4 separate regions of the Mus musculus genome follow, and regions 2, 3 and 4 are each linked to region 1. Evidence: chromatin loops called from intact Hi-C (ENCODE). Cell type or tissue: heart. All regions are shown on one strand. Region 1 holds the start of Gemin8 (gem nuclear organelle associated protein 8). Region 2 overlaps Prps2 (phosphoribosyl pyrophosphate synthetase 2). Region 3 overlaps Ofd1 (OFD1, centriole and centriolar satellite protein). Region 4 has its middle 51 kb from the start of Gpm6b.

Region 1 (8,000 bases):
TTATCTGTTGCATTAAGCACATGTTACTTTTGTAATATGGAATGGATGTTCTAATTGCCAAAAGAAGGCACTGTCAATTTGTGCAAAGCACTACAGAGAAGATTATAACTAGCATAGAAGGAAAGGTCTGCTGTGCTGTCAGAGAGTGAGCTCTGAAAGAAACAGCAGTGAGAGGAGAGGAGAGGAGAGGGGAGGGGAGGGGAGGGGAAGGGAAGGGAGGGGAGGGGAGGGGAGGGGAGGGGAAGGGAGGGGAGGGGAAGGGAGAAATAAAGACACCCTTTTTACAGAAGAGAAAACAAAAAGAAGGGACTGAAAGATCCATCAATGTATTGGAAAGATCAGAGAACCCCGACAAATTTGATGATCAGAGGAAAGGGAACAGAAAAAAGGTGAGCTCTGAAGGCAGAAATTTGGACTTTTGGTAGGTTGCTTGGCACCTCTTAACTTGACCCTGGTAAGGTACTGGTTCTCAATAACTTTCTTCATGATAGATGGGTCCTAGAGTAGGGTAGGGAAGTCCAAAGAGCCCATGAGATTAGCTATGGATCCCTATGGTCCACTAGATCATCCATGCTGGTACATCCCATGGAGTGGGGGGTGGGGGAGTGGGCATAGCCTAGGGTTTTTCCGTTCTACTTCTTCTGTAGCATAACAGCCTTAGCCTGTAGGACTTAAGACTACATTCTCTCACCTTGTCTTCAGTTCCATAGAACTCTCCTCCAACTGCTGGGATGAGCAGGGGTGAGTGAGATCTGAAAACTATGAAAAGGGAGGCATATCTGCTATAGCAGGACAGTTATAAGTGGAACCTCTCATTTCTTTGGTGGACTGACTAACATAGAAGCTATTTCCAGGATACTGTAAGTCAATGGTTCCCGGCCATCCTAGTGCTGTGACCTTTCATACAGTGCCTCCACCCACCCATAAAATTATTTCTGTTGCTACTTAATAACTGTAATTTTGCTAGTGTTATAAATTATAATGTAAATATTTTTGGAGATAAAAGTTTGCTGACGGAGTCATGAACCAAAAGTTCATAACCCCTGCTCTAAGACTCCAGAACTATACAGGCTGTGAAAATAGGAAATTCACACGAGTGTTTAAAGGAGTGGTCCACAACTAGGAGAAATTCTGAGCCACAGGGGACATCTGACAAGATTTCTGTTTTCTACAAATGAGAGGTGCTAGGAACACCAGGGATGTTTCTAAATACCCTACAATACATAGGGCAGCCTTCACAATGAAACAGTGCAGAGTCCCAAATGCAATAGTCTCGAGTGTGAAAAAGTGCTTTAAAGTTCCTCATCATAGGTGACCCTTGGAAGTTTTGCATTATCTGAAGTTTAAACCAGAACAAAAGATGCTAGATGAGGAATAGTCGAATTACAAATTCCCACCAGAGGGCGGTAGAACACAAGTAATAAAACAACCTCCCCCTAGCTTTTCCAAGTCCTCTCAATGTTTCACCCTGAGGAGTTAAAATGACCATGCTTCTTAAACAGAATTCTCACCTTTTTTTGTCAGTCATTTATTCATAAGTAAATGTATCACACAGCATCTATATATTTATATCGCTCTCTGTGGACAGAATTAATTTCCACACTAAGGATTGGAAGACAATCATGGGTTGGCTTCTCACTTCTTAGGTGCTCACTATTAACCGTCACCTATGCTTTTTATGCAACTAAATTAAGATAAACAACCACTAAAACTCAGCCAAGAAGAGAGCCACCATAATCAGAGATGGAGGTGTGGATCTGCTAGCTTCTTGACTTCATCTTCAGCTAACTTATCATTGGGCCTCTTGGCTACCTAAAAGAGAAAATTTCAAAAGTGCTTTATCCTTATGATGGATGAGTCATGACATTCAAACCACCAGTGAGCAGTATTGTGGACAAGTCCTAAGACAATACATCTCGAGTGAAGGTGGCTTTGCCCCCAGGGGACATTTGCAATATGCCTGGACGTTTCCTTTGGTGTCACATTTGAGGGATGCTACTGGCACATAGTAGGTAGAGGACAGATATGCTTCCCAATATCTTATCTTAGCAGGGCAGCCCTCAGAACACAGAACAATTCAGCCTCAAATATGATTAATGTCTCGAAACTCTATCTGGGAGGAAGAGGCATGCAAAGAGGTTTCCCTTTTATCCTCCCACTGAGCTGGGGTAGGGGGGAAGGGGCTGGGGGAAGGTGCCATGATAAGTCAACTTGGACTAAGCTCTCAGAAACAGGAAGGCAAGATGGGTAAAGTTAAAAGACAGGTAGAGGGCAAGTTTCTCATCCCATGGAGTTGCCATATTCCTCTGGGCTTCCCACACTCACAACTGTGAGAACGAAACCCACTTCTCACCACTCTGAATGGCTTATCTGGATCTGCACAAGAGGAGCCAAAGCACTAGTAATATTCTAGCTAGCAATATAACATACACACAGACTCTGTGTATGTGCATGCAGACACTTGGTATTTCCAGAACTGCTCCATTTGAAATACATTTTCTATAAGCCCATCATGTTCTGCCTTTTCTGCAAGTATGTGACCGCTTTCTCATATCACTCTCTTTTCTTTCCTGCTCTTCTTCCCACAGGCTCCAAATGACTTGCCTGCTTCCCAGAAGATAGTCACAGTCCTACAAACACACACAGCCCTTTCTCGTTTCTTGCCTAAAGTTAACTGCCTGTGTGTGTGTGTGTGTGTGTGTGTGTGTGTGTGTGTGTGTGTTGTCCCTTTCTGCAATATATTCATCATATAAATTTACTACAATATGTCAGGTATGGTAATGAATATTCTCGCACCTGGGAAATAGGAGTTCTGCACGGGCTACATGAGACTCTTTCTAAACAAACAAATGAAAAACATAATTACACTTGCATTGACTGTCTATGATCTCTACCCAACCAATTGTCAATTTTGTGAAGTAAAAAAACTGTGTTTACCAGTGTATATTCACTAAGTAAAATATTACTCTCCTTTAGAATTATAATTTATGCCACATATATAATTTCATGTTCTATTGAACAGATTAATAAATATGTACATATTATTAAAATATGTACATAAATATTAAAATATGTACATGGAATTCATTTTACTCTTCATTTAAGGTAAATTCTCCTTCCCTAAGGCAAGGATTTTTTTTTTCCTCAAACAGCTTCATGCATCCCAGGTTGACCTCAGATTCACTGTGTAGCCACAACAACCTTGCTTCCATGCCCAGAATTCTAGGATTACAGATGCGCCAATATGCCCAGATGTGAGATGTTATAAAGGAATGATCCAGCGCATCATTCATGCTGGACAAACATTCTATCAATGAAGCTACACCACTGCCAGGTTAAGATTGCTTAAAATGTGAGTTAGTTAAGGCAGGCTTGTTGATACGCGTGCCTGTAATCCCAACAGTCAAGAGACCGGTGGATCTCTGGGAATTCAAACCAGCCAGGGCAAGATGATGACCTTCGACCCAGCTGAAAGTGAGACAGTGTCAACAACAACTAGACAGTTCACGTATTTTTTTTTCAATATTAACTCTTTAAAATGTACTGTGGAATTTAGTTAAGCACATCGAAAATTCTCACATTTAAGTACCTCAAAATCACGTGTGCCTTGAAGCTACAAGACACTGCAGATACTTAGCATATAGTAGACATCTGGTATATGTTTGCTAAATATTCTTTTATACTACTTTGATTCACCAATATTACAGGAATGATAAGGTAATAATGTCCCACTACTGACATTGCCTAATTATCTTAGCCTTTGGCATTTAAATTGTTTCCTATTTTCACTTTTTGGAATAACCATGCATCTGGTCCAAATCTGGTTTTCCTAGTAATAAATTCCTGCAAAATATGGCACATTTTGCCAAATAAGCCCACTTGGCCTTCTAGTAGTTCATCTTTGGTTACTAAGGACTCTTGTGCAACTCTAGAAGGGCATGTACTGCTGACGATTATAATGACAGAAACACTAGGTACAAATTAAGGTTCATAAATGTCAAGCTGACACAGATCTGAGTGAATCTGTATTTTCAAAACAATTTCTCACCTTCCATTTTAGTTAAGAAAGTGAAAAGAAAGTAAAAGCTAAAGAAGAAATAATAATAATAATAACCGAAAGCTGAGGGTGCAATTCAGTTCTGATCCCCTAGTGCCCAATAGCTAGCTGCCGGGACCGCCCAAACAAACGAATTCGCTTCCTGTGCCGCCCTTGACTCTGTGTAGCCACTGACACGACGTTACGTCACGGATAAGGCGGGACTTCCGTCTTTCAAGCCCCGTACCGGAAGCGAGCTCCTTGTTGCCCAGGCAACCCGAGCCTCCCGCTCTCCTTGTGTCACTCCCCCACTTCTCCCGCCCCTTCCTCCTCCCCACCACCAGAGCTAGGTCCGTTGTTGCCCACCGCCCGAGATCTGCCAGCTGCGTGCCCACGAGGTGACTTCGGGGGCTGATGGGTTGCTTTTGGGGAGTAAGGGAATAGCGTGGCGGACTCCTGAAGCTTGGAGTACTGGCTTGGCGCTCATGCTGTGGCTTTAATTACCATCACCCGGCAGCACGAGGAGGTTGCCTAGACCCGTGAGAGTCCCAACCCCTGACAGACTGTTAAAACTAGTTCTAATTTATGCTCTCAAGCCCTATGTGCTTCCTAATCCTTGGGTGCCTGCTGAGAATTCTGTTCCCAGGCCCCCACCTCAGACTATTCCAGTTCAGATCTTGAGAAGTGAGGCTCAAGCATGGGAAGGTTTGGGGTTTTTGTTTGTTTTGTTTTGTTTTAACTCACAGTGTAATTCAAACGTGCTGTGGATCACAATGTTGCAGGAAGTCTGTCAGGACACGTTTCTGCAGAGATGTCTAAGCTACTGGCTCATTTACAAAAACAAAACAACAAAAACCTGAGTTTCTCCCCCGCCCCCCTTGCAACTTTTGAGTTCTGTAGGTCAGAATTCTTAGTTGATGTTATCTTAAGAACATTTGACAGTTGCTGTGGGTAGCCAGAGTTCTGAACCATTTTCCCTTTTTTTTTCTGAAATGATTGTTACAAACTCGTTGCACAAATTAGGCTCTGGACTCCACTGTTGTTGGGGTTTTTATTTGCTTGGGGGGGGTTGTTTGTTGGTTTTTGTTTTGTTGTTGTTTTTTAACTAAAAGCCAGAACATTACTCAAAATCTTAAGACTAAAAGTTACAGACACAAAGCCTCTATGAATTGTGAGATTGTGATACTGTTTGAAAGTACAATTTATGCTAGCATGATTCGTCAAGATAACAGTGTCTTTGGGATGGCAGTGGAAAGAGAAACCATGTGTATATGCTTTGGGTAAATCTAACACGTGCAAGTTCACAGTAAAGTGTATGATCCCTTCTGTTGACTGCTGGGCTGGGGGGAAAAATCAACCCAAGTTGCAGAGAGGCAGGCGTTTCCATCGTGAAACTGTTTTACAGATGGCAGAGGCTTATTGGTGTTTCTTCAAGTCCAGCGTTTAAGGAGAAGTTAAGATAAGAAGGATGGCAGGAAATTAAACATAGCTAGAGGTTAGATAAGAGTTCTCAAGCACACTATAGAACTCTCAGAATTACTTCTTTATGTTGGGAAATCCACTCATAAAGCACTTGGACAATCAGATGCAGACTGTAACATTTAAGGCCAGATGAACTGGAAATATATTAATATATTTAGACATTTGGAACTTCTTACTGATTGTTGTTTTTAGTTACTGCCCCTTAATAATTTGGGGGAGCACGGGTAGGAGAGAATATTATCAGGATATAACAGACAATCTCAACAATTCCAGTAGCCCCCAAAGGCAGGAGATTATACCTGTTATTTTCTCTGGTGGAAGAAAAATGGGACCTCTAAAAGGAATAAAGTATAGCATCTATCCCTCCAAATAAGTGCCCGGAGCAAGTACAGTATGCAGAAAAGAATTTAGCATAGAATTATCAGAAATATGTTTATAGAAAGTAATTTAAAATAATTCACTGGAAAGATAAAAGTGGTCTTAACTACCCAAATTACTCAAGATTTTTGCTGCTGTGCCAGCAATTGAGTGTGTGCTGTGTTTGGCCCTGACTTTTTTATGGTCACACTCAGATATGCTGTATGAAACACATGCCTGAAATGAGACGAACACCATCTGTTTCTTCTTTTGAACCAGATTATCACTGTCGTCATCCTCTGTTGTCCTGGTTTTTTTCAGTTCTCCCCGTTACCTGTGGTGTTTCTGAGTCAGAGTATCTTGCTCTTTCTTGGGCTTCTAGTTGATTTCTGATCGACACTAGCCACATAAAGGATTCTGCAGGATTGCAAAGTAAACCATTCACAAATCTTTATCACCCTTGCTGATAAATTAAACAGTGCCTTTCCATGAGTGGTATGTGATTTGGGCAGGGGAGGTGGCAAGAATTGTTAACTATACCCTTTCAGTCTCCTCCCACCCCGCCCCATGCCTGCCTTGGAACAGCACTTAATGCAACACCCAGGCAAGCATAAACTGGAGCCTCGGCTTGAGAAAGTGAACGGGGTTAAATAATACTTACTTGTCTCCCTCCATCTTCAGCTCTGAAGGTGGCTGTTAGAGATGGAAACACAGTCGGCTGCTATATGCTTGTAAGCAGGCCCTGTGTCCAGCTGAAGATGGAGTTTGGGGAGCTGGCAAGGTAGCCCAGTGGGTAAAGGCACTTGTCACCAAACCTGACACATGCACACAATAAACCAATGTTCTTGTTTTAAAAGTGGAGCTTGGACTCGTTCTCTGGTGGAAGTAGGCCATTTGGACTCATGCCATCTTTGATGTCTACATGACTAAGTAGGGACCATACAAAGCCATAGGAAAAAAAAATCCATGAGAGTGTCAAGCCTGATACGTTCAACCAAGTACAACAGCCAGCTAGGGGTGGTGGCATGGGGACAGCAAGAGTAGGAGGGTAGGAAACAAGAGTGTCAGAAGTCCCTGTTTTTATCATTTTTCTCATTGAGTGAACTACTGGTATTTATACAATTGACAGGCATCTCTAATGGGCTGGCATTGCATGTTCAGGAAGATTTCTTACTATCACACGTGAACTTGTGTTACTCAAGGCACCTTCATTTACTTCGTTTTAGTCCTCAGCATACTGCTTTGTAGCAGGCAGTGTGTTCTCATGGTCTTCATTGCACCCCCAGACTGTCAGTCTGGCTCAAAGCCAAATCAATGGGGCCCTCAACAGAAAAAAAAAAATTGACCCTCCAGGCTGTAGACACAAAGACTAATAATATAATAATTTCTTTTGAATATCTTCCTTTGCAAAAGTAAAAGCAAATGACCTTTCATGTATTTAATTTTCAAAATTGTATAAAGGAAGATGAAGCAGAAAGGAAATTGGTGTTATAGAATATACATTATCGTTCTGAGGAGGACTTGTGGTTCTATTTTACTTTCTGGTTGCGATGACACGTCCTACATCCTATAATTATAAGATTATAAATATTCAAGAAAAAAAGAAATGGTATACAAATATGCAATGAAAAGAATAAATATGAGATACCACTGCCTTTCAACAAAGCATTATCATAGGTGGAATTTTTTTTATCTGGGGGAAAAAATGACAGAATTTCCAACTGTTGTTCTTCGTTTATAGTTGTGCATTTAAAAATATCTCTCTCAGAGCAAGCAGTGCCACTGTAGAACAAATGTGCTTCCCCCCCCCTTTTTTCTTTTTTGCCTTAGAAAGGCCGTATGGGAAAATATATCATTCAAGACTGGGAGGCTCTGTCTTGTCTGTAGGCCTCAGCGGTGGTTAGTGAATGACCTCAATGCTGTCGTGGGTTTTTTCCTCCCTCCTTTGGTGGTTGAGGACAGACAATGAATGGTCTCTGTATTCCCCAGAGCTCAGCTGGGTGGTGACCATGATGCCATTGTGTTCCGCTGTGGAGGGCTGCCCAGTTTGCAGAGCTGCAGATCCGGCCCTCCCTGACATTGCCAATCGCTTTTCTCTCAGTTCTACCAGCCCTTCAGAAGAAAA
Region 2 (8,000 bases), 1.2 Mb after region 1:
GGGCTATGAGCCTGACTGCCAAGGTTCCACCACTGAGACACACCCAAGATCACTGCCCTTTTGGGTTGTTCTGAAGCTTGATCTTCATTCTTTACCCTGGACTCAAATGATTGACTCCCATCAATAAACCTCTTTACTTTAGTTGGTGCGGAGAGTTCTCTTTTCCCTTTCCCTTTCTTATGGCAGCCCCTACCTTGGCAACTCCACTCCACTCCACCAGGTTTGTCTTCCCAGATAGCAGCTGGCAAGTTCTCCAAGGCTCAGGGTCCTAAGGCTCAGTTTGCAGTGTGGGCAGTGTGTAGGACCAGCATAATCTTATTCTTGTTGCCTCCACAACACCACATCCCCTAGTGGTTCGTGCGCCCCTTGAAGCTCTCCATAGAGCTGGTTGACACTGCCACTCAGGGCTATGTCCTTAGGTTGCCACTGTGGCAGCACGCTCAGTTTCTCGTTAAACCTGTTCATTTGCCAGTCATTCTACATCTCCTAAGTACTGGCTGCCTGTGCCCTGGTGGCTATCTATACACAAGGAATCCGGGCATGTTAGTCCCTCAGGGCTGGCTGATTTTGGATGATCAGATTGACAGGTCACATGGTACAGTGACTGATACCCTACCAACTCAAACTGTAGAAGTCTTTCTCCATAGAGGTACTGCAGTGTCAGACTAATTTTGTATTAATTTTCTTAGTCCAGGGAGTCCAACACCCCAGGGAGACCTCATATTCACCTGCCTGTGGCACAAACTTGTGGTTGGATTTCTCATGGGTGACTACTTTCTCCCTCAGCCAAAGGCTCTGCTTATTGGCTAGGGACCTAGCTTTTCGCATCCTGCTTTAGGGAGGCACTTGAATAGGTGGGACAGGCCAAGCTGCCTTCCCCTTCTCATCTCACCCACATCCCCCAGAACACCAGAGTACAGTCCAGCCCCATCTGTAATGTAGACAGACTTTAGCCCCCTTTCTTGTTGTTCCATATACATTTTGAAAAACTGGTTTCTATTGTGCCTGCTCCAGTCAAGTGTTTGTGGTTAGAAGGACTAATTCAGTCAATTGTGTTAATTAAAATTCTTATTATATAGAATGTATGTGTGTGTTTGTTTTATTTTCATGAATGATGTGAAATGCTGGGACAGTGATGGGTTTCTGTTCTGGAGGCAAAGCCTGAGACCTATTCAGTTGCTCATTTACAAAATAAAATGTTGCATAATTAAAAGCAAACTTCCTGGTGGGGGCAGGGCTACATTATAATACTATCCCCAGCAAACACACACACACACACACACACACACACACACACACACACACACACACACACACACACAGACACATACACACACACGCACACACGTGCGCGGGGACACACACACTAAGCATGCTATCTATAAAGGTTGTCAGTGTGTTTTTGTGTGGTATGCATGTATGCACACACATGTGGAGGCTCCAAGTTAATGTCAGGAATGTGCTTTGATTGCTCTTTTACCTTATTTTTTGATGCAGTGTTTCTCAATTAAACGCTGAGCTAGTTAGATAGCTTGGGGAATTCCCCCATCCCTGTCTTCCAAGGCTAAAATCACAGACAGACCGTAAAGCGTACTCAGCATCTATATAAGCTCTTCAGACCCAACTTCAGTCCTCAAGCTTGTGGGACATTAGCTTTAACTACTCAACTATTTCCCCCAGCGAACAAGGCATGCTTTCTCCCTTAAGACATAGAGAAATACAGAAGTCAGGAAAGTAGTAGGTGAGATGTGTATGGTATCACTTGTATGGTACCTTTTGGCTCCTCCAGCATCTGGAGAAACAATAATACAGTTTCTCCATTCAGTGATGTTCTCCCGAATCCACTGAAGAACTGCAGGTTCTGCATATAAATTATCCACAGGAATATCAAAGAAACCCTAAGGAGGAAAATCAATGTCACTTGGTTTTCCGATTGAATGTGAGATTTATTAGAGTACATGATTGGCAGGGTCAAGGGTTAAGCACAGCAGAAAGCCTCAGGAACACAGAGTCCTACCACATGCCTGAGGGACCATGATTAGGGACATATTTGTCCCACGCTTGTTGAGAAAATGTTGCTTCTTCGATAACATCTCTTCAGATTCATCCGCATTAAACTTGGTGCTCTCTCTCTCTCTCTCTCTCTCTCTCTCTCTCTCTCTCTCTCTCTCTCTCTCTCTCTCAAAAGATGTGGCTCTTCTGTCAGCTAGGGAACTTGAACTTAACCCTGTGTAGGACCTCAATCGCATAAATCCTTGTTTTACAGGTTGGTATTATACACATGATGGGCTGGCCAATGTGAACCTTGCCCACTGTGCCCTGGGGCTTCCCAATGGTGATCCATATACCTCTCTGAAGCCTGGACTGGTGACAAGATGAGATAAGCGACAAGACTATTCACCAGAAAGTTCAGTCCCCAAGGTCTCTTAGAGAAACCCCTATATAAAACCTCCCAAGAAGCCTACTGTTTGCAGCCACGGCACAGCACGCTCCACGGGGAAAGGGACTTAGTTTAATTGGATACAGATTTTTTTAAAAGGTAATTGCTATCTTTCAATAACATTTGAACTATTGATCCAAAAGATACTTTTATACACCAGTATCCCTGTGGGTAACTGTTACAGAATTAAATCTAACAATTGCGATGCCACAAGGCATCTTTCAGTCCAGTCCATTTCCTAGGCATGCTCTGATATTTATGTGCACCGAGAGAAAGAACAGCATTGCAGGACAAACTGGAAGACAGGTGGATTTTTGTTGTTGTTTTAGCACTTAAGCACACATCAAATACTTCACATTCATTATATATCATAAGTAGGTACTGAGAAATGTGGTCCGTCTTTGTGACAAAAGAGAAAGTTATGAAGAAACTAAAAATGTGTATTGCAGGACTAGGGAGATGGCCTGGTGTGTGAATGTATAGAAAACTTGCTGTACAAGCATATGCTGCACATTCTGTGACCCCAGTGTTGGGAAAGGAGAGGTATGCAGATCCTTGGAGCTCATCGGTCAGCCAACTTTCCTGAATTGATGAGATCCAGGTTCAGTGAGAGACCGAGTCATCAAAACTTAAGCTGACGAGTGATTGAGGAAGACATGCAATGTACACAAACACACACAATATGCACTACTACACTAACTAATTTACAGAAGCTTAGATGGAACCACAAAACATATAAGAAAGCATTTCTGTTCCTCATAAATGAATTGGAGGCAAGGTGTGTTAGGAATGGTGGCATCCACAGGAAAGACAGCCAGCCAGGACAGTAGCTGTGCAGACTCAAAATCTTTCAAAATTAGTTAAGGGAGTTAGGACCTAACCGTGGACAGAAACACAATGTTTGTACCTGGATCTGAGAGGCATGCAGGTCCATGGTAATGATGTGATCAGCCCCAGCAACTGACAGCATATTGGCCACAAGTTTAGCAGAAATTGGAGCACGACTCTAAAAAATAGAAACAAGGATTTAATATCAGAAAAAGATGGAACCTGTTAGATTCCTCTCACAATGATAGTCATGAGAAAACCGAATCAGATGGAACCAATAAGAAAAATTATAAGTTATAACAACAAAAGATATATTTGATACATTGGATTTGGTAACTAAATATATACTACTACTTGGCATGGCTTGTTTGCTTGTTACTGACCCTGAGTCTTCAAGCTGACCTTGAACTCCTGATCCTCCTGCCTTTACCTCTTGAATGTTAAGATTATAGGCATGTGCCACCATGCTCAACTTCTGTGGTACTAAGGCTGAAATCCAGGAATCCCTGTATCCCAGATAAGCATTCTACTGACTAAACTACATCTCCAGCCTTACACTACTGTGCAGCCATGCACCTGACACTACATACAGAATACAAATATTAAAGGGATAAAGTCAAACTGTGCAAATGCAATGTCACAGTCCTATAATTCAAATAGCAAGAAAACACAAAGAGGTTCAACAAGATGATTTAAGAAATCACTTTTAAGGCAAGGCCAGCCAAAGCTGACAGAAGAGTGCTCTAGACGGGAACAGTGACACACAAGCCAAATGAAAGAATTAACAGTTATAGGTAATTGAGAAATGAACATTCAGAGAAACTAGTTCATTGTCCCTTCTGTCATATGCCTTTTCTAAAGTTATGTAACTTCTTTATAGATTTAGTTTCCACATCATAAATCACAGACAATGAAAAAGTCCACATCAAAGCAACCAAAGAGATTGCACAGATATCATTAGACATAGTCCAGACATGTATAGGAGATTAGTCATTAACACCATTACATTCTTATATGCAAGCCACAAAAGAAAATACAATCTTAATATTGTATAAAATGTTAATATTGAATATTGTCTTTATTTCCCTTCGAACACTATTGTTTAAAAGACAAATACATATCACCTTATAATGAATATATATATCTTACATTGTTTATAAATATAACCAACAAATATCAATAGTATAGTTAATATTATAAAATAACATTCATCTATATATTAATTTTACAATAATTACATACACACAGAATCAGCGGAAACATTCCTAACATCACCAGCAGATTTTCTAAAAAGTAAAACTGTAGGGAAGTATTCTCTATTTGCTTTGTTGTTGTTGTTATTGCTGTTTTGAGACAGGGTCTATCTATGTAGCCCTAGCTGTACTGGAACTCATTATGTAGACAAGGCTAGCCTTGATACCTGGTACTACTTCCAAAGAGCTGAGGTTAAAGACATGAAAAATCATGCCTAGTGGGAAGTGTTTTTCCTTTACACACACATACATACACACACACACACACATAGATGTGTGAGTCTTTTGCCTGAATGTATAAACAGCTGCATATGCTGTACATGCAGTACCCTCAGAGGCCAGAAGAGAGCGTTGTATCCCTTGGAAGTAGAGTTATGGATGCTTGTGACCTACCACGTGTGGATTAGGAATAGAACTCAGGTCCTCTGTAACAACAGCCTGTGTTCCCAATCATTGAGCCATTTTTCCAGCCTCTCTTCATCTTATTTTTAAAAGGGAGGGGGTTTGTTTTGATCTCCTCTATATTCCCATCTTTATTTAACTCCCCTGTATGGTATTTCATGTTGCCTTTGGGAAAGAATCGAAATTTTTTCAGCTTTAATATTCAAGTACTCTGGTCAATCTGGTTGTAGCTAACTGCAAATTGCTCTCCCTTGCCTCCGATGCAGCACCCTTTCCTGTATAGTAGACTGTTCACTTTCTCTAGAGAACACCAAGACCTTGTCTCGCATACTTAGCTGCCCCAATCTCACATATTCTTTGCTACACCCATGTGTTTGATCCTTCAAAGTCTGGTTCAAATATCACAATAATAAGTACCTCTTAGAATACCAGAAATAACCCCTTTCTTCTACAGTGACACTGTTTAGGTGACCAAGAATGTGTGAATAGATAGCCCAAGGTCCTTGGGTAAAACCAAATACTGGTCAAAAAGAGAAACCTTAGTGATAAAATGACGCCTAATGACATTCTGCTGTACTCATAGATCAGTGCCATGCTCAGCCATCATCAGAGAAGCTTCCTCCTGCAGCAGATGGGAACAAATGCAGAGACCTACCACTAGACAGTGTGCAGAGAGTGAGAGACCTTGAAACATTCAGGTTTCAATGGGATGTCTCCATCAAATCCCTTCCCTCAAGGCTCAGGGAACTGTGTGGAAGAGCCCGAGGGGCTGGAGAACACCAAGAGAACAAGGCCCTCTAAATCAACTAAGCAAAGATCTTGTGAACTCAGAGAAGGAAGCAGCAAGCATGGGGCCAACAGAAGTCTGCTCCAGGTCCTCAGATATGGCTTCCAATGGAACTTAGGAAAGAAAGCATTTAATTTGGGGGATTGCTAACACTTTCAGAGGGTAAGTCCATGATTGTCTTGGCAAGGAGTATGGCAGCAGGAAGGCAGGTGTGGTACTAGAGTAGTGCTGAGAGCTTATAGCTCATCCATGATTAAGAGATAGATACAAAGAGAGAGAAAGAGAGGGGGGAGAGGTCTGGCCTGACATGGGCTTCTCAAACCTCAAAGACGCCCCACTGATAAACCTTTACACTTCATCCAACAAGGCCACATTTCCCAATCTTTCCTTAACAGTCCCACCAACTTCAGAACAAGCATTCAAACATATACACCCAGAGGGCCACTCTCATTCAAACCATAAGCCTGTAGAGAGAACAATCAGTGTGGCATTTAACGTAGGCAAAGCACTTGCCTTGTGAGCATGAACAGCTGAGTGCAAGCTCAGAGTCCACATCAAAATGCTGTGGCATTATCGACCCTGTGCTGGGAAGGAGGGGACAGGTTTGATGCTCTCAGGCTGTCTACCTGGCACGTTTCAGGCCAGTGAGAAATCTCATCAAGTCAAAACAAAAACAAACCCACAAAAGGTAGGCAGCACCAGACACCAGAAAAATGGTGTCTGAGTTCATGCACTTTCTCAGGCACATGGAAGTGTGCAGGACTTACACACAGACACACATTCCCCTAAACATACAAACACATACAGAGATTACAAGATTAAAGAAATTTACTTGTGTCAACCACTTTATCATTAAAATATCAACATAATCTTATACATGACTCTAAAAAAAAATTCAAGGTGACAGCCCTTCTTCACTCTCTCAGAAGTAATTATTCCCTGCCTGGCTCGCAATCCACTGTTCTCTCCAGGGAAGAGAACTAGCAATTACTGAGTGTCTACTACAGGACCCAGCAAATGTCAGCTGGTAGGTTAGAATTGCCTGATTCCTGGTTTGCAGCTAGGAAAGGTCTCTTATAAAAGCATTGGAAAACAGACAAAAATAAGATTTTTGTAGCATGTGAAGGTGACATAAAACCCATATTTCAGTGTGCATAAATGAAGCATCATTGGGACAGTTACACCCATTTCTTTGCGTATTGGCTATGGCAGTCTCCACACTAAAATGATGGAAGTTGAAGTGTCATAACCATCCAATGGGCTACAACACCAATATTTGGTGCTTCTCAGAAAGCTTGTTCACTTGTGTATGATAGGCTAGGAGCTTCAACTGTACCAGCTAAGATGGTCCTTAGTCTACAAGTAAGGAAACCAAAGGTGCAGAGGTTAAATATGTTTTAAAAAGGGCAAACCAGGTGAATTATGGTATTTGAATTCAAAACTGAGCCTACTTCATTGCAAAGCTGCAACTCCAGGGCTTACATCATGCCTTTGACAATTACTATGACATCACTGCCAGTTTCCTGTGTGAATATTCCATTGTGTTAAGTGGTCATTTATGAAACCATTTCTTTCCTGTGAGAAGCTGCGCTTGGGTTCTGGTACTTACAAATCAAAGCTAGATAAACCTTTCTATATTCATAGTGCAAAGGGTAAAAAGACATGAAACAAGTTTGGAAAATGTTTTAAAGCCCTGAGATTTTTTTCTGGGCTCTTTCCACTGGTACTTCTTGGTAGAGGCAATTACACAGAACTTCACTGTGCTATTAGTGGCCGTGGGCAATACGGTCCCAAAGGAAGAGAAAAGAACAATAGACAGCCTGGGAGGGCTGCCCAGAGCTCCTCCTGTAGCCAACAAGAATATTCTGTCTAGGTTAAATGTAGCACATGGCTTTCTATGACATCCAAATACCACCTGGCTTTCTGCCTCCCTAAGTGAAGCAGAAAAAAAAAAGTTGAAAAAAAAATCAAAAAGGAAGTAGGAAGTACCTTCCTCCATCTCAAATCATGGTTGGTGTCCTCACAGTCCCCAGACACTGAGATATGGGAACAGTGGACTAAGAAATGAAGTACCTTACCAGGTTCTGGTCATTTCTTCTTTCTCCTACCAAATTCTCAGTGCCCACCCAGCATCAGGCTAAGCTGCATGGTTGAAAGGAAGACGTCAGTTTTTAAAACTTCACAGAATGCAAATGTTACACATTGAATGGCAGATTGACAGATTCAATTGGATGCAAGAATGAAACTGTAAACTGTTTCCTTACTATAGTTTGAATCATGCTGACTACCC
Region 3 (8,000 bases), 250 kb after region 1:
ATGGAGGTGGAGAGATGGCTCAGCAGTTAAGAGCACTGGCTGTTCTTTCAGAGGACCTGGGCTCAATTCCCAGCACCCACATGGCGGCTCACAATCTGTAACTCCAGCTCCAGGGGATCCAATATGCTTTACTGACCTCACGGACACTGCATGCACATGGTGCAGACATATATGCAGGCAAAACACTCACACACATAAAATCAAAATAAATAAATCTTTAAAAAAGAAATGAAGAGCCAGTGAGATGGACTAGTGGGTAAAAACACCTGCTGCTATGTCTGACAACCCAATTTCAATGCTAGGGACCCAACTGTAGAATGACAAAAACCAAGTCCCATTAAGTTCTGTGACCTCTACATGCACACTATTTAACACATACAACGCCCCCTAACAAATAAATATGTAAATAAATGTTTCATAATAAGTGGAAGCCAAATTTAAGAACAAGAGATATATACAAGAGATGCCAGGGAGTGGTGGCACACACCTTTAATCCCAGCACATAGGAGGCAGAGGCAAATGGATCTCTGAATTCGAGACCAACCTGTTCTACAGAATGAGTTTCAGGACAACCAGGATACAGAAACCCTATCTTGAGAAACCAAAACAAGAAACAACCAAAAAGAATATAGCACAGATGTAACTTAGGAGGCTAGTAGCCTGTATCAGAACTGCAATGAGCCATCCATCCACATCACCTTTATTCTTCCTTTCCTCTTCCAGGAGTTTATTTGTCCTAGTGATGTAGTCATCCTTTAGCTCCAGTTGGTACCTGAGAATCAGAATGACTAAAATGAGGTCCTTGCCATCTACCTGGAGAGACCACTAATCCTGAGGAGCTTATCTGTGGCCCAGCATCCCCACTACCAACATGGCTTAGGAGAAACTTCAAAGTCTCAGTTCTAAGGCCAGGCAAGAGAACTTTAAACATCAAAGGTCCAATAAACCCTCCATCCTATAAAAATATAGTCCCAAACTCAATTACACAAAATGAAGGATGTTATCGTGGGGTTACTGGAAACAACTACTTTTCCACTGGTCTCAATTTATACAGAGAGTATAAAAGGAAACAATGAAAAGCTTACCTAACATGCAACAGATTCTGTGTCCCCAGAGATGGCAAGGCATTCAGTCATTTGTAATCTGCCTGTGCAATCTCCCCAATTCCAACCAAGTCAAGAACTTTTGTTCTTAGGGTTTATTACAATTGAGAGCCTACTGGTATTAGATCCATATCAGCAATAGCAAAGGGGATGTTACCATGGAGTTTTACTTATTTTCTTCAGTTATCACTAGTCAGAGATGGACAAAAAGAAAGACAAACCCTCCTGTAATAAATATCCCTCACCCCTACCATTGCTGAAACCAAAGACAAATATTAAAGGTTATTAGATGGGACAAATACACCTGCCATTGAGAAAAATTTCCATCCAATTATCCTTGCTCTGGGGTTCTAGTCACTGGCCCATAAAATTCAGACTAGAGTACCTAGATATGGTGGCACACATTTGCTATCACTGATCTTGGGAGTACAGAGCAAAAGAATCAAGAATTTTGGGTCAACCTGAGCTACATAGCAAGAAGCAGAAGAGAAGGGGGGTGGACCAAATTAACTGTAGCTGTCATTTTTCATTTCCCTGCATCACCTTTTGCTTCATATAGTTTACTTTAGCTCCCTTCTTTTGATTCTGGCTTTATGGAGTCTTGAGAGAACAAAGCTCAAGTTCTCAATCAAATTCTACCTTAAACAACTTGCAATTGTTACTGACATTCATCTCAGTGGCAGCATGACAACGATGACTAAAGTAATCCGAATTCCAATTTTACAGTTGATCAGCTACACAAACTAAGCAAGACATATGGTGCCCTAAGGTTACTTATATGGCCCAGTACAGAAGAGCACCAGGGCTAAGAAGTGGGTGTGGGTGGGTTGGGGAGCAGGGCAGGGGGAGGGTATAGGGGACTTTCGGGATAGCATTTGAAATGTAAATGAAGAAAACACCTAATAAAAAATTGGAAAAAGAAAAAAAAGAGACTCAAAAATAAAATAAAATGTGTATAACATCCAAGGGTTAAAACAATGGAATAATTATATAATCTAATACACACTTACATATGTAAGGTTAAAGTCCTCACAATTCCTCACAGCCCGAGGAGTTATGAATAAGAGTATCTGATGTAATTCTCTACACTGTAAGCTTTAGAAACCTCTTAAATATTTATCACAAAGCTATGATTTGTCAAAGAAAATAGTTTTTCTCAAACACTGAATTTTGTCATGTAAATATTCGTCTTATTACTTCATCAATTTTGGCTACATTTTCACCAACTTAATTCAAACATATTACTCTTTTTAAAACACCCAACAATTACTTTAGCAGTTCAGTTTTGAGTTTCTGATCATAGGTGTCTTCAATATTCTTCAGATTCTGTTCCCGTCTCTCAAGTGCCTCAGCCTCACTTTTAATTTTTTCTTCTTGGAGCTTCTGGGTCCTGAAATTAACCCAAAAAAATTTTGTAAGAAAGCAGACTACAATTTCTGTGACTGTCCTAACTAGGAAGTAAAGGAAAAAGTCTCCCTGTATTTTACAAACTGACCTCGTTACTGTATGTCAGACTGAAGAGGGAGCAGAACAGGGGTACCTGGCCTAAAGAAGTGGGAAGGAGCCAACGCCATAGTCCTTTCTTACAGGAGAGAGCTAACATTTCAAAACTGCCTAGGAGGGCAGCTTTTTGCAGTTGGTGCCAAGTCTGAGTTTGATACCCAGGACCCACATCCACATGATAGAAGGAAAAGAACTGACTCTTACAAGTTGTCCTCTAACCTCCACTGCTGTGACATGCATGAACCCAATCACACACCAATAAGTTTTAATTAGTTTTATTTTTTTAATTTTTAAAAAAGAGTTATTTATTTTATGAGCACACTGTAGCTGTCTTCAGACAGCACCACAAGAGGGCATCGGATCCCATTACAAATGGTTGTGAGCCACCATGTGGTTACTCACATTGAACCCAGAACCTCTAGAAGAGCAGCTAGTGCTCTTAACCGCTGAGCCATCTCTCCAACCCCTAGTTTTAAAATTAAACACACACACACACACACACACACACACACACACACACACACAAAACAAACTAGTTACATCGTGAGCCCATGCTTATAATTCTAACACTAGACAGGCAGAAGAATCATTGCAAGTCTAAGGCTAGCCTGGTGTACATAGTGAGTTTGAGGTCAGCCAGGGTTAAAAACAAAATGAAAACATATGTCAAACAAACAAACAAACAAAACAGCAGCAACAAAACCAAAAAAAAAAAAAAAACAAACCCTAAAGCATAACAAAAACCTGGCTATAGATGGTAAGTGGCCACAATCAATTTAGAAGTAAAGAATAAAGTTACAAAAGCACAAACAAGTTAGCTTACACACATAACTGTTTGTTCTATAATATTCTTTACCACTGCTGGATCTAATTCACTAGTTCACAGATAAAGGCTTAAGACCTGCTTTCAACATTTAATAATCAAAAGAGGGGGTGACAGAAGGGAGTTAAGAAGGAAGGAATAGAGGGAGAGAGGGAGGGAAGGACGGGGTGAGGAGAAGTCCTATTCCTCTATACATTGAGCCTACAAGGCCTTCCTAGTGAGATTTAAGTGGGTAGTACTAGCAGTTCTCTACCTCCCAGGTACTGCAGAGAACAAGCCATTCTGAGAACCACTACCTAAAGCTCACTGCTTCAAGAATTAAGCAAAAGCTCCAGGTATCAGCACTAGCACCCTCTGCTGGCTAACCTGGAAAGGCATGGAGCTGGGAAATTACACTTAATTTACATGAATGCTTAGAAGGAGGGGAGAGAAGTGCATTTAAAAAGTTAAATAGAGGAAGCAGGCTACCCGGGCCTGATCTGGGGCACAAGTCCCTTCCGCTCGACTCGAGCTCCGGGCTACCTTGCCAGCAGAGTCTTGCCCAACACCCGCAAGGGCCCACACGGGACTCCCCACGGGATCCTAAGACCTCTAGTGAGTGGAACACAGCACCTGCCCCAATCCAATCGCGTGGAACCTGAGACTGCGGTACATAGGGAAGCAGGCTACCCGGGCTTGATCTGGGGCACAAACCCCTTCCACTCCACTTGAGCCCCGGGCTACCTTGCCAGTGGAGTCGCCTGACACCCGCAAGGGCCCACACAGGATTCCACACGAGATCCTAAGACCTCTAGTGAGTGGAACACAACTTCTGCCAGGAGTCTGGTTCGAACACCAGATATCTGGGTACCTGCCCTGCAAAAAGAGAGCTTGCCTGCAGAGAATACTCTGCCCACTGAAACTAAGGAGAGTGCTACCCTCCAGGTCTGCTTATAGAGGCTAACAGAGTCACCTGAAGAACAAGCTCTTAACAGTGACAACTAAAACAGCTAGCTTCAGAGATTACCAGATGGCGAAAGGCAAACGTAAGAATCCTACTAACAGAAATCAAGACCACTCACCATCATCAGAACGCAGCACTCCCACCCCACCTAGTCCTGGGCACCCCAACACAACCGAAAATCTAGACCCAGATTTAAAAACATTTCTCATGATGATGATAGAGGACATCAAGAAGGACTTTCATAAGTCACTTAAAGAATTACAGGAGAGCACTGCTAAAGAGTTACAGGCCCTTACAGAAAAGCAGGAAAACACAGCCAAACAGGTAGAAATCATTAAAGAAAAACAGGAAAACACATCCAAACAGGTGATGGAAATGAACAAAACCATATTAGAACTAAAAGGGGAAGTAGACACAATAAAGAAAACCCAAAACGAGGCAACGCTGGAGATAGAAACCCTAGGAAAGAGATCTGGAACCATAGATGCGAGCATCAGCAACAGAATACAAGAAATGGAAGAGAGAATCTCAGGTGCAGAAGATTCCATAGAGAACATCGACACAACAGTCAAAGAAAATACAAAATGCAAAAGGATCCTAACTCAAAACATCCAGGTAATGCAGGACACAATGAGAAGACCAAACCTACGGATAATAGGAATTGATGAGAATGAAGATTTTCAACTTAAAGGGCCAGCTAATATCTTCAACAAAATAATAGAAGAAAACTTCCCAAACATAAAAAAAGAGATGCCCATGATCATACAAGAAGCCTACAGAACTCCAAATAGACTGGACCAGAAAAGAAATTCCTCCCGACACATAATAATCAGAACAACAAATGCACTAAATAAAGATAGAATATTAAAAGCAGTAAGGGAGAAAGGTCAAGTAACATATAAAGGAAGGCCTATCAGAATTACACCAGACTTTTCACCAGAGACTATGAAAGCCAGAAGAGCCTGGACAGATGTTATACAGACACTAAGAGAACACAAATGCCAGCCCAGGCTACTATACCCGGCCAAACTCTCAATTACCATAGATGGAGAAACCAAAGTATTCCACGACAAAACCAAATTCACACAATATCTTTCCACGAATCCAGCCCTTCAAAGGATAATAACAGAAAAGAAGCAATACAAGGACGGAAATCACGCCCTAGAACAACCAAGAAAGTAATCATTCAACAAACCAAAAAGGAGACAGCCACAAAAACAGAATGCCAACTCTAACAACAAAAATAAAAGGAAGCAACAACTATTTTTCCTTAATATCTCTTAATATCAATGGACTCAATTCCCCAATAAAAAGACATAGACTTACAGATTGGCTACACAAACAGGACCCAACATTCTGCTGCTTACAGGAAACACATCTCAGGGAAAAAGACAGACACTACCTCAGAGTGAAAGGCTGGAAAACAATTTTCCAAGCAAATAGACTGAAGAAACAAGCTGGAGTAGCCATTTTAATATCGGATAAAATCGACTTCCAACCCAAAGTTATCAAAAAAGACAAGGAGGGACACTTCATACTCATCAAAGGTAAAATCCTCCAAGAGGAACTCTCAATTCTGAATATCTACGCACCAAATGCAAGGGCAGCCACATTCATTAGAGACACTTTAGTAAAGCTCAAAGCATACATTGCACCTCACACAATAATAGTGGGAGACTTCAACACACCACTTTCTTCAAAGGACAGATCGTGGAAACAGAAACTAAACAGGGACACAGTGAAACTAACAGAAGTTATGAAACAAATGGACCTGACAGATATCTACAGAACATTTTATCCTAAAACAAAAGGATATACCTTCTTCTTAGCACCTCACGGGACCTTCTCCAAAATTGACCATATAATTGGTCACAAAACAGGCCTCAATAGATACAAAAATATAGAAATTGTCCCATGTATCCTATCAGACCACCATGGCCTAAGACTGATCTTCAATAACAACATAAATAATGGAAAGCCAACATTCACGTGGAAACTGAATAACACTCTTCTCAATGATACCTTGGTCAAGGAAGGAATAAAGAAAGAAATTAAAGACTTTTTAGAGTTTAATGAAAATGAAGCCACAACGTACCCAAACCTATGGGACACAATGAAAGCATTTCTAAGAGGGAAACTCATAGCTCTGAGTGCCTCCAAGAAGAAACGGGAGACAGCACATACTAGCAGCTTGACAACACATCTAAAAGCCCTAGAAAAAAAGGAAGCAAATTCACCCAAGAGGAGTAGACGGCAGGAAATAATCAAACTCAGGGGTGAAATCAACCAAGTGGAAACAAGAAGAACTATTCAAAGAATTAACCAAACGAGGAGTTGGTTCTTTGAGAAAATCAACAAGATAGATAAACCCTTAGCTAGACTCACTAAAGGGCACAGGGACAAAATCCTAATTAACAAAATCAAAAATGAAAAGGGAGACATAACAACAGATCCTGAAGAAATCCAAAACACCATCAGATCCTTCTACAAAAGGCTATACTCAACGAAACTGGAAAACCTGGACGAAATGGACAAATTTCTGGACAGATACCAGGTACCAAAGTTGAATCAGGATCAAGTTGATCATCTAAACAGTCCCATATCACCTAAAGAAATAGAAGCAGTTATTAATAGTCTCCCAACCAAAAAAAGCCCAGGACCAGATGGGTTTAGTGCAGAGTTCTATCAGACCTTCAAAGAAGATCTAATTCCAGTTCTGCACAAACTATTTCACAAAATAGAAGTAGAAGGTACTCTACCCAACTCATTTTATGAAGCCACTATTACTCTGATACCTAAACCACAGAAAGACCCAACAAAGATAGAGAACTTCAGACCAATTTCTCTTATGAATATCGATGCAAAAATCCTCAATAAAATTCTCGCTAACCGAATCCAGGAACACATTAAAGCAATCATCCATCCTGACCAAGTAGGCTTTATTCCAGGGATGCAGGGATGGTTTAATATACGAAAATCCATCAATGTAATCCATTATATAAACAAACTCAAAGACAAAAACCACATGATCATCTCGTTAGATGCAGAAAAAGCATTTGACAAGATCCAACACCCATTCATGATAAAAGTGTTGGAAAGATCAGGAATTCAAGGCCCATACCTAAACATGATAAAAGCAATCTACAGCAAACCAGTAGCCAACATCAAAGTAAATGGAGAGAAGCTGAAAGCAATCCCACTAAAATCAGGGACTAGACAAGGGTGCCCACTTTCTCCCTACCTTTTCAACATAGTACTTGAAGTATTAGCCAGAGCAATTCGACAACAAAAGGAGATCAAGGGGATACAAATTGGAAAAGAGGAAGTCAAAATATCACTTTTTGCAGATGATATGATAGTATATATAAGTGACCCTAAAAATTCTACCAGAGAACTCCTAAACCTGATAAACAGCTTCGGTGAAGTAGCTGGATATAAAATAAACTCAAACAAGTCAATGGCCTTTCTCTATACAAGAATAAACAGGCTGAGAAAGAAATTAGGGAAACAACACCCTTCTCAATAGTCACAAATAATATAAAATATCTTGGTGCGACTCTAACTAAGGAAGTGAAAGATCTGTATGATAAAAACTTCAAATCTCTGAAGAAAGAAATTAAGGAAGATC
Region 4 (8,000 bases), 120 kb after region 1:
TGTTTGTCTTTACCAGAGACCTGAGTATAAGTCTTTAGTGCATGCACTGCTCCTGAACCAAGACTGTCAAGAAATAGCTGAGAGGCCCGAGGTGGACATGCCAAGTATTGGCTCCGTTAGAGACCATGTGACAAATGGAGATCTTGATTTCATTTACCAGGGCGAAAGGGCAATGTGCGCATGTTTCTGTCATTTGTGGGTTCCCATGAAAGAAAATGGAAGGGAATGAGTTTTACCCATGAAGCCTTTCTGCACGTACATTAGAAGCTCTGTAACGACTGAGAATGTTTTTCTAGTCCAACCTTGTAACCAATGGCTTTCTTACGGAAAGCCGGCTTTACAGTAATCCCTGGCTGCTTAAAGAAATATTTCAAGACTCCAGGGGGCTGGAGAGATGGCTCCATTGGTAAAAGTGCTTGCTGCACAAGCAGGAGGACTTAAATACCATCCTTAGCAACCACGCAAAAAGCTGAGCACATGGCTGTGAGCTTGTAATCGAAATGCTGATATGGTGGAGACAGGTGGATCACTGGGGTTCCCTTGGCTAGCCAGGCAGTAGAGCTAATTGCCAAACCCAGAGAGTCCTAGTAGATGAGCCTATCTCAATAAACAAAGTGGATTTCTCCTAGGGAATGACACTGAGGTTGATTCCAGGCCTCCACATATACCATACCCATACACTCACAGGTCCAGGCCTCCACATACACCATGCCCATACACTCACAGGTCCAGGCCTCCACATATACCATGCCCATACACTCACATGTCCAGGCCTCCACATATACCATGCCCATACACTCACAGGTATACCCATGGGGAAACATTAAACTACAAGCACAGCTCACCACTTTTCCTTAATGCTGACTCCCATCAGGAGATGATGAGACGTGGGATTACAGCCACGGAAAAGCGGCCCCTGAATGCTGAAAGACGTCCTCTAATTCCGCATCACTCCATCTGTTTTTCTCTCCCAACCACACGTGTGAAATGTAAAGCCTGCAACTCGCATCAGCTTCCAAATTTGGGTCTTTAGGCCTGATGGGCCATGGCAGAATCACAGGGTTGCTCAAGAAGAGGTGACTTTGGAGCAAAACCGCCGCAGTTGAACGCTGGCTCTTGAGCTATACTGTCAATGAGGCCAGCTTACTGTCCTCTGGTTCCACCTCTACAGGGTCTGATTGATTGGACCTAGGGATACTCCAGAAGCAGCAGCAGCAACAGACTACTCCCCAAGTGATTCCAATCCAGCCAGTATTGAGACTCCCTTACATAACACTGCCCTTCTCACCCTCCATTCTCAGTTACTGGGGAAGTAAGGCTATGAAGTGAAGGCTAGTGATAGAGAGTGCCTACTGGCATTCTGATACTTGCCTCAACCCCAGCTGTCTTCACAGCCACCACCCACCGGGAGAGGGGTGTGATATAACAAAGACTGAGAGGATTCTGTGTTGTCGCTCCCTTCTAGCAGCTTTGCCTCTGTCTTCCCTCAGGGTAGCCCCAAAGTCCCCTGGAAGGAGAAGCCCCAAGGGCTGAACTCTTTCCCCAGTGCACATGCCATTAGGTTTTGTGAGAACCCAAAAAGCCTTCATCAGTGACAGGCATGGATGGAACCACACTAATGTATCTAGAAGATGAAGTGCACCATTTCTGGGGACACTAGTAGCCCAATGCCCAACTCCACATCTTAAACAATAGGAGGGAAAATGTCTCCAGTTTGACATCATTTTCTTCCATGATAATGGCTGGGGTAGGGACTGAAAGGCAGAGAGAAGGAGGAGCCAGCATCCATGTTGAGAGTTTGGTGGTGGCAGTGATGTCACCAGGAAAGTGACTGCTGAGACTGGCCTGGCGTCTTTTCGTGTAGGCAAAACAGGAAATGTAAGTTTCCAGGGCAGAGGCCTGGGGATGACAGGATTATATAGGGAAGCTATCCATTCCTGGCCCTGTAATGTCAACAGTGCTGGGAACTTATAAATAGTGCCTATGCTTGCAAGCATTTTTCACATGCTCTGGCAATGCAGCCACATCCTGATACATACTCCACTGTAAACATAAAGATGAAGGAATGTACCAGTCATGGGCAATGTTTGCACATTTCTCGAGAGAAAAATGTCGTGGACTACAAAGAGATCAATTGAGCTCCGAAAGGCATTAGGTTAAATTAATCATTGATTAATCGTGGAACTTCAGGGTGAGCTTTTGCTTGCTAATTCATTAGCTGAAATTTGAATAAATTGTCTCCTCGCATATGTTGAATACTAATTCAGCAGAGTCTTTGCAGTTCCTAACCCAGGAATCAAGAGCTATTTTATGCTCACGAGTCAGAAAATCAGGAGACCAGGGTAGAAAGCAAGGTCAGAATTTCACTTCTGTGGCTGCTTTAACCCATTGCAAATATAGTACAGATACACAAATGTAAATTCTTTGCTCTGTACTCATTTTCTGATCGGTTTTAGTTTACAGAAAACTCAAGCCTTTGTATATTTATGGACTGGGGTTTGTTTTTCTTTAGGAACAAGGTCTCTTGTAGCCCAGGCTGGCTTAGAATTCGACTGACAGCCCATGCTAGCCTGGAACTCCTAATATTCTTGCTTCTTCCTCCTGAGTGCTGGATACAGAGAAGTGTACATCACGCTTAGCTCACAAACTTCACTTGTAATATTTGAAAGAAGTGGGGGTGAGAATTCAAACCACTCCCAACTCAAAAACTCAAATAAAAGAAAATCATGTTTGACTTTCTAGTATAAGGTTAACGTCTTCTCTACTGGTTCATTGTAGTCAGGTGAACACCCTGACTTTACTGAAGGGTGTGAAGGTTTTGGATCCATAGTTGTATATATTTATGGGTGGAGTGCTATCTTGATAGAAGTTCATAGTATATAGTGATTTAACCAAGGTTAGCATCTATACCATCTCACAGACAGTTTTATGTTTTTGTGTTATGAACACTCAAAATTCTTCCATCTAGCTAGTTTGAAACTTCCAAGAAATCAAGTATATTTGTTTTACTGTGGTGCTGGCAGGTTTTTGCCATGCTGACAAAAACAAGAGTCACCCAGGAAGAGGGACTCTCCTGGAATTGCTTCTATCAGATTGGTGCATATGCATATCTGCAGGGGCATTTTCTTCATTAGGAACTGATGTGGGAGTACCCAACCCACTGGTACTGGTACCTTCCTCTGGCCAGTAATCATGGGCTACATAAGAAAACGGGCTGAGCAAGCCATGAAGAGCAAGCCAGTAAGCAGCATTCATCCATGGTTCTACTTCAGTTCCTGCTTCAAGTCCCCACCTTAAGATCCTGCACTGGCTTTCCCTTGATGATGAACTATAAACTGTAAGATGATGCAAACCCCTTTCCTCCCAAGTTACTTTTGGTGATGATGTTTATCAAAGCACTAGAAAGAAAACTAGAACTGGCCTAAACTTCTAGACATCTATGCCTTTTCTCCTGTTTGACTGGTTTTTGTTCTGATTCTTCCCAGTGATGTTGGCTGTACTCAAGGTCACCCTACATGCAGTGTAGGCCTGGGCATCTATTTGAACAGTAAATAGTTCTTTTTTCTAATCAAGTGCTCTGCAATTGAGCTACACCTCTCTCCCAAGCATTCCTTTTTCTGAGGTAGCAAACAGAATAACTAATAGGTTCTTTGGCACTTGAGTTAACTAATATGTCAGTTTGAGATGAAAGTCAATGAAATTTCATATTTTGGTGATGCCATATATTTTAATAAGGCAGTCTTCAGTATGTGCTAGTGATAGTTTACTTATGCATGCTTTGAAGAGTTATAAAAATGGTACAGGAGCTGGAGAGATGGCTCAATGAGGAAGAATATTCACTGCTCTTGTAGAGGACCTATGTTTGGTTCCCTAGCACCTATGTTTGTGGCTCACAACCACCTGTAATTCTAGCCCCAGAAGGGGGTGTCCGACACTCTTTTCTAGATTTCTTGGTTACATGTACACATGTGGTATACATACATAATTTACCTCCATATACACATTTTTTTAATGAGGCCTATTTGATTCTCAGCATCCAGACCAGTTGGGTCACAACTGCCTGTATCTCAAGTTGCGGGGAATCTGATACCCTCTTCTGGCCTTCCCAGGCACTGCACTCATATGCACTGACTGCATTCCTGTGTGCAAAGCCTACACTCCCACCCACATGCACATGTACACATCATTTTTAAATGTTTTTAAGTGGTACAAATAGGCTTCTGAATACCCTGTTTTGGAAACTCAAAGCTGGAGAACTAAGTTCCTTTGCAAACCAATTACTCAATGTCTCCTTACGTGAGATGACAAACTATGTTTTCATTCTCTACAGATGTTGCTTCCTGCCGCCCCCTGCTTTTCTCCATTTCCTTTTCTAATAAATTTCAGGGCAGACCTAATGTTTTCCTGAATCATGGCACATAAGCCTTTCTCCCACTTGTATCCTTTCATATTTTGAACACTATTCAGGTTAGACAACGTATATTTCCTTCTCACCGATTTACATATTTCTGATTTAGAGTCTTTGGTCAAGTGTAGCTTCAGTTATCTAACATCTATGGAGAAAACTACTTCCTAATATGGTATATTAAAGTTTATAGCTCTGAGGAGGAAAAATGTGACAATATAGAGACGCTATTTCTTATACTGTGTTTTCCAGATCTTCTCTGTGTGTGTATGTGCACGTGTACACGTGTACAGGTGTACCCCCATGTACCTAGAGACTGATAACCGATATCTTCCTCAGTCAATTTCCACCTTATTTTCTGAGACAGGGTCTCTCACTGAACCTCGAGCTCACCTACTTGACTATACTGTCTTTCCAGCAAGTCTCCACTTGCCCAGGTACCCAGCCTTTTATATTGGTTCTAGGGGTCAAATGTGCCGGCATGACAGACACTTTACTGACAGAGCTATCTCTTCAACTCCAGTCCCCAAATATCTTAATGGCAGTGAACAAAGATAAGGTAAAAATCTACAGACCCTAGCTTTAGGAATTTTCTGTACCACTTGGAAGACCCTTAAAAATAGTTCCCTATATTTAAAAACAGTACAGAATTCTATTTAGGCAACTTGGTGTTCTGTGCTTCAAACAGATGAAAAATAGAACATTGGTTTTTGTTGTTGTTCTGTACATTTGACAAATTAAAGAAAACGGGCTGAATTTACTTGATATTCAATGTCAAGAGGAATCTGTGGCTAGAGAAATGGCATGTGGGAAAAAAGTGCTTATGATAGAAACATGAAGGACCAGAGTTTAGATCCCAAGAACTTGCATAATAAGCGGGACATGGTTGCAAGTGCCTGTAATCCCAGCACTTGTCAGACAGGAGGATCAGGAGTATAACATTTGCATGGCTGGAAAACAAGTCATTGTGCTAAGGAAGATTTTTTGAAACTTTAGTTTTGAGACAAGGTCTTTTGTATTCCAGGCTGGCTTTGAACTCACTATGTAGCCAAGGAATACAAAAGACCCTGTCTTCTTTGGTTTCTTTGGAAATACAGAAATATTATGGGATTTGGGGTTTTCTTAAACCCCAGGTGTGGGACTATGGGGCTGCTTCAGACTGTCCACAGCAGCTGACTGATTTTTCTCGTGCTCTAGCAGAGGTGTGGTTTTGCCATCTGCAGATAGTTTCTGTGATTGTGTGATGTTTGGAATTCTGGGAACTTTTCAGAGGGTCTATACATGCTAGAGCCCCAATAGGAGGGGTTGGTGGTGATAGTTCGGGGGGTGGGTGGGGGGACAGTTGGTTGTGTTTTGTTAAAAAAGAAACAAAAGGAAAGAAATTAGATTCAGGGATTCTCTCTCTCTCCTCTCTCTCTCTCTCTCTCTCTCTCTCTCTCTAGTGATAGGGGACAAAATGGTAGTATGGAAGAAATAAAGGGTATGAAGAAAAAGAACCACAAAGTAGCAAAGACAGCCACAGAGCTCTGCTCTGTTCACTCTTTCCCAGCTTACTAGATGCTCTTATGAAACTAATTCAGGGTTTCTGTCAAGTTTCCATGACCCTAGAGACAATCTTTGGATCCTGTTACATTTTCTTTCTTGAATATCTCAATAAGTTGTTAAAATCTTAAAGGGGCTTCTTCCTTCTAAGAGAACAGCATGCCAAAGAGAACAGAAAGCCAGTCAAAAGCAGCTCTGGATTGGTGCGTGTTTCTTTTAGCTTCCTGGAGACTGGGGAAGGGGTTTCTTTAGGAAAGGGTATGCTGGAGGAAGTGTCCTCTCCTGCCCTGTGACCCAGGCCTTTCAATGACACTGAAATGCACAGCTGGAACTTTGGGATCCAAAGAATGGTCTTGCCTATTCACACACATGAGCTCCAACCCGCTTTCCAATTTGGGAGTAAAGATGGTGTTCTGAAATTAGCCCCGGGGTTTGTCCATTATTCCAAAGGGGTGAGACAACATCATGGCATGTACATGATGTCACCTCCAATGTTACCAGACAACAGCCACACTCAGTGTTAGATATGTAGTATTCTATCATGGCCACTTACTTGCCTTGGAAACAACTCTTCTCTTGTTCACTATCACTGGTAGTTTTAGGTGGATATTTTGTGACTTGAGCTTGCAGAAACTGGCAGAAGATTCCTGCTGCTCTTCGAGTCAGCCCACAGGCCACCTTGACAAACAGTAGATTGTTTAAGATTACCCTGAAACATCTGTTTGGATGTTGCATAATCTATCTGACCATATGTCATTGCTCTGTGTGCCCATGTGCATGCATGCCTGTGCATACTCACATGTGTGCATGAGGAGGCCAGGGGACAACTTTGGTGCTTGTTCCTCAGATGCTGTCCACCTTATTTTTTGAGACAAGGAGTCTCACTGGTCTGGAACTCACTGAGTAGCCTAAGTTGGTTTTCCAGCAATCACAATAGATCCTCCTGTCTCCCCCTCCCCAGTTCTGAGATTACAAGCATACAATTGCCTTTTGTTTTTTCATGAGTTCTGAGTCCTCATGTTTGCCTTACAAGTATTTTACTGACTGAACCATCTCAAGATGTGAGGAGGTGAGGAGTCCTAGCTACACATTTCTATGACCATGGAGCTGCCTCCTGCTATAGTCTGCTATGATGGACTGTATCCCCTCAAACTATGAGCCAAAGTACACCCTCCCTCCTTTAAGTTGTTTCTGTCAGGTTTTCTGTCATAGCAAAGGGAGAAGTAACTAGTGTAGTCACTATGATGTTGTTCTTGCGGAATTTTCCCTTTTGCTTATTCATTTTTACTTTTTAAATGTTTTATTTTTATTTTATGTGTATGTATGTCTACCATATGTGTATGCAGTGCCCATAGAGGCCAGAAGAGGAATCAGATCTCCTGGAACTGGATTTATAGATGTTTGCGAGCTACCATGTGGTTACTGGGGACCAAACCCAAGCCATCTGCAAGAGCAGCAAGTACACACACACAAACACGCACGCACACACACATATATAATGTGATATATATATATATATATATATATATATATGCATATATATGACATTAATAAAGCTTTCCATTGGAGCCATCTGAAATAGCATTTAGTACATTAATAATATTGTATAAATATCACTACCATCTAGTTCTAAGACATTTTTATCACCAAAGGAAACCTGATACTCACTTATTCTTGTCTTCCTCTCTTTCCTCCTAATCTTGGTGACCTCTAAATTTGTTTCAATGAATTTCTCATTTCTTGATATTTCACATGAATAGATTCATAAGTAAATTCATACACCTTTTACTCAGCATTGTGTTTCAAAGCCCATTTATGATCTGTTCATAATTCACTCTCCTGGCTGTCTGCTTACATCGAATGGGTAGATCTCAGTCCGTCCACTCATCAGATGGTAGTGATTAGGGCACTTGCTGTCTTTTGACTGCTGTAAAGAATGCTGCCATGAGCATGCACATCTCAGTTTCCCTTGGGGTACCTGTTTTCAGTTCTTTGGAATGTCTAACTAGAAGTGGAAGCACTGTGCCATACAGTAATAGCATGTTAAACATAC

The links. Peaks named below come from ENCODE experiments on the same cell type or tissue, not always from the same donor. Only the 100,000 strongest peaks of a DNase experiment are listed, where the experiment ranks them.
Region 2: a loop joins it to region 1, with 4 times the contacts of the local background. A loop is called at or near these places in 2 of 42 quality-filtered maps.
Region 3: a loop joins it to region 1, with 4 times the contacts of the local background. A loop is called at or near these places in 15 of 42 quality-filtered maps.
Region 4: a loop joins it to region 1, with 3 times the contacts of the local background. A loop is called at or near these places in 8 of 42 quality-filtered maps.

Annotation. Positions count from the first base shown.
Region 1 is chrX:166,166,117-166,174,116 of GRCm38, forward strand. It overlaps Gemin8 (gem nuclear organelle associated protein 8), which reads left to right and starts at 4,338. Exons shown (of 4, transcript NM_146238.4): 1 at 4,338-4,434. In heart, CTCF peaks have their summits at 1,412 (motif pointing right) and 4,144; a DNase peak (open chromatin) is centred at 4,275; H3K4me3 peaks cover 1,401 bases; H3K27ac peaks cover 749 bases.
Region 2 is chrX:167,361,772-167,369,771 of GRCm38, forward strand. It overlaps Prps2 (phosphoribosyl pyrophosphate synthetase 2), which reads right to left. Exons shown (of 7, transcript NM_026662.5): 3 at 3,348-3,446; 4 at 1,774-1,898. It also overlaps the pseudogene Gm26368. Among named protein-coding and RNA genes, the nearest start is that of Prps2, 17 kb to the right of the region's middle. In heart, no CTCF peak of the experiment used is centred here; no DNase peak of the experiment used is centred here.
Region 3 is chrX:166,412,603-166,420,602 of GRCm38, forward strand. It overlaps Ofd1 (OFD1, centriole and centriolar satellite protein), which reads right to left. Exons shown (of 23, transcript NM_177429.3): 10 at 2,374-2,493; 11 at 699-772. Among named protein-coding and RNA genes, the nearest start is that of Ofd1, 24 kb to the right of the region's middle. In heart, CTCF peaks have their summits at 2,937 (motif pointing right) and 3,785 (motif pointing left); no DNase peak of the experiment used is centred here.
Region 4 is chrX:166,289,555-166,297,554 of GRCm38, forward strand. It overlaps a transcript of Gpm6b not described here. Among named protein-coding and RNA genes, the nearest start is that of Gpm6b, 51 kb to the right of the region's middle. In heart, a CTCF peak has its summit at 4,110 (motif pointing left); no DNase peak of the experiment used is centred here; H3K27me3 peaks cover 340 bases.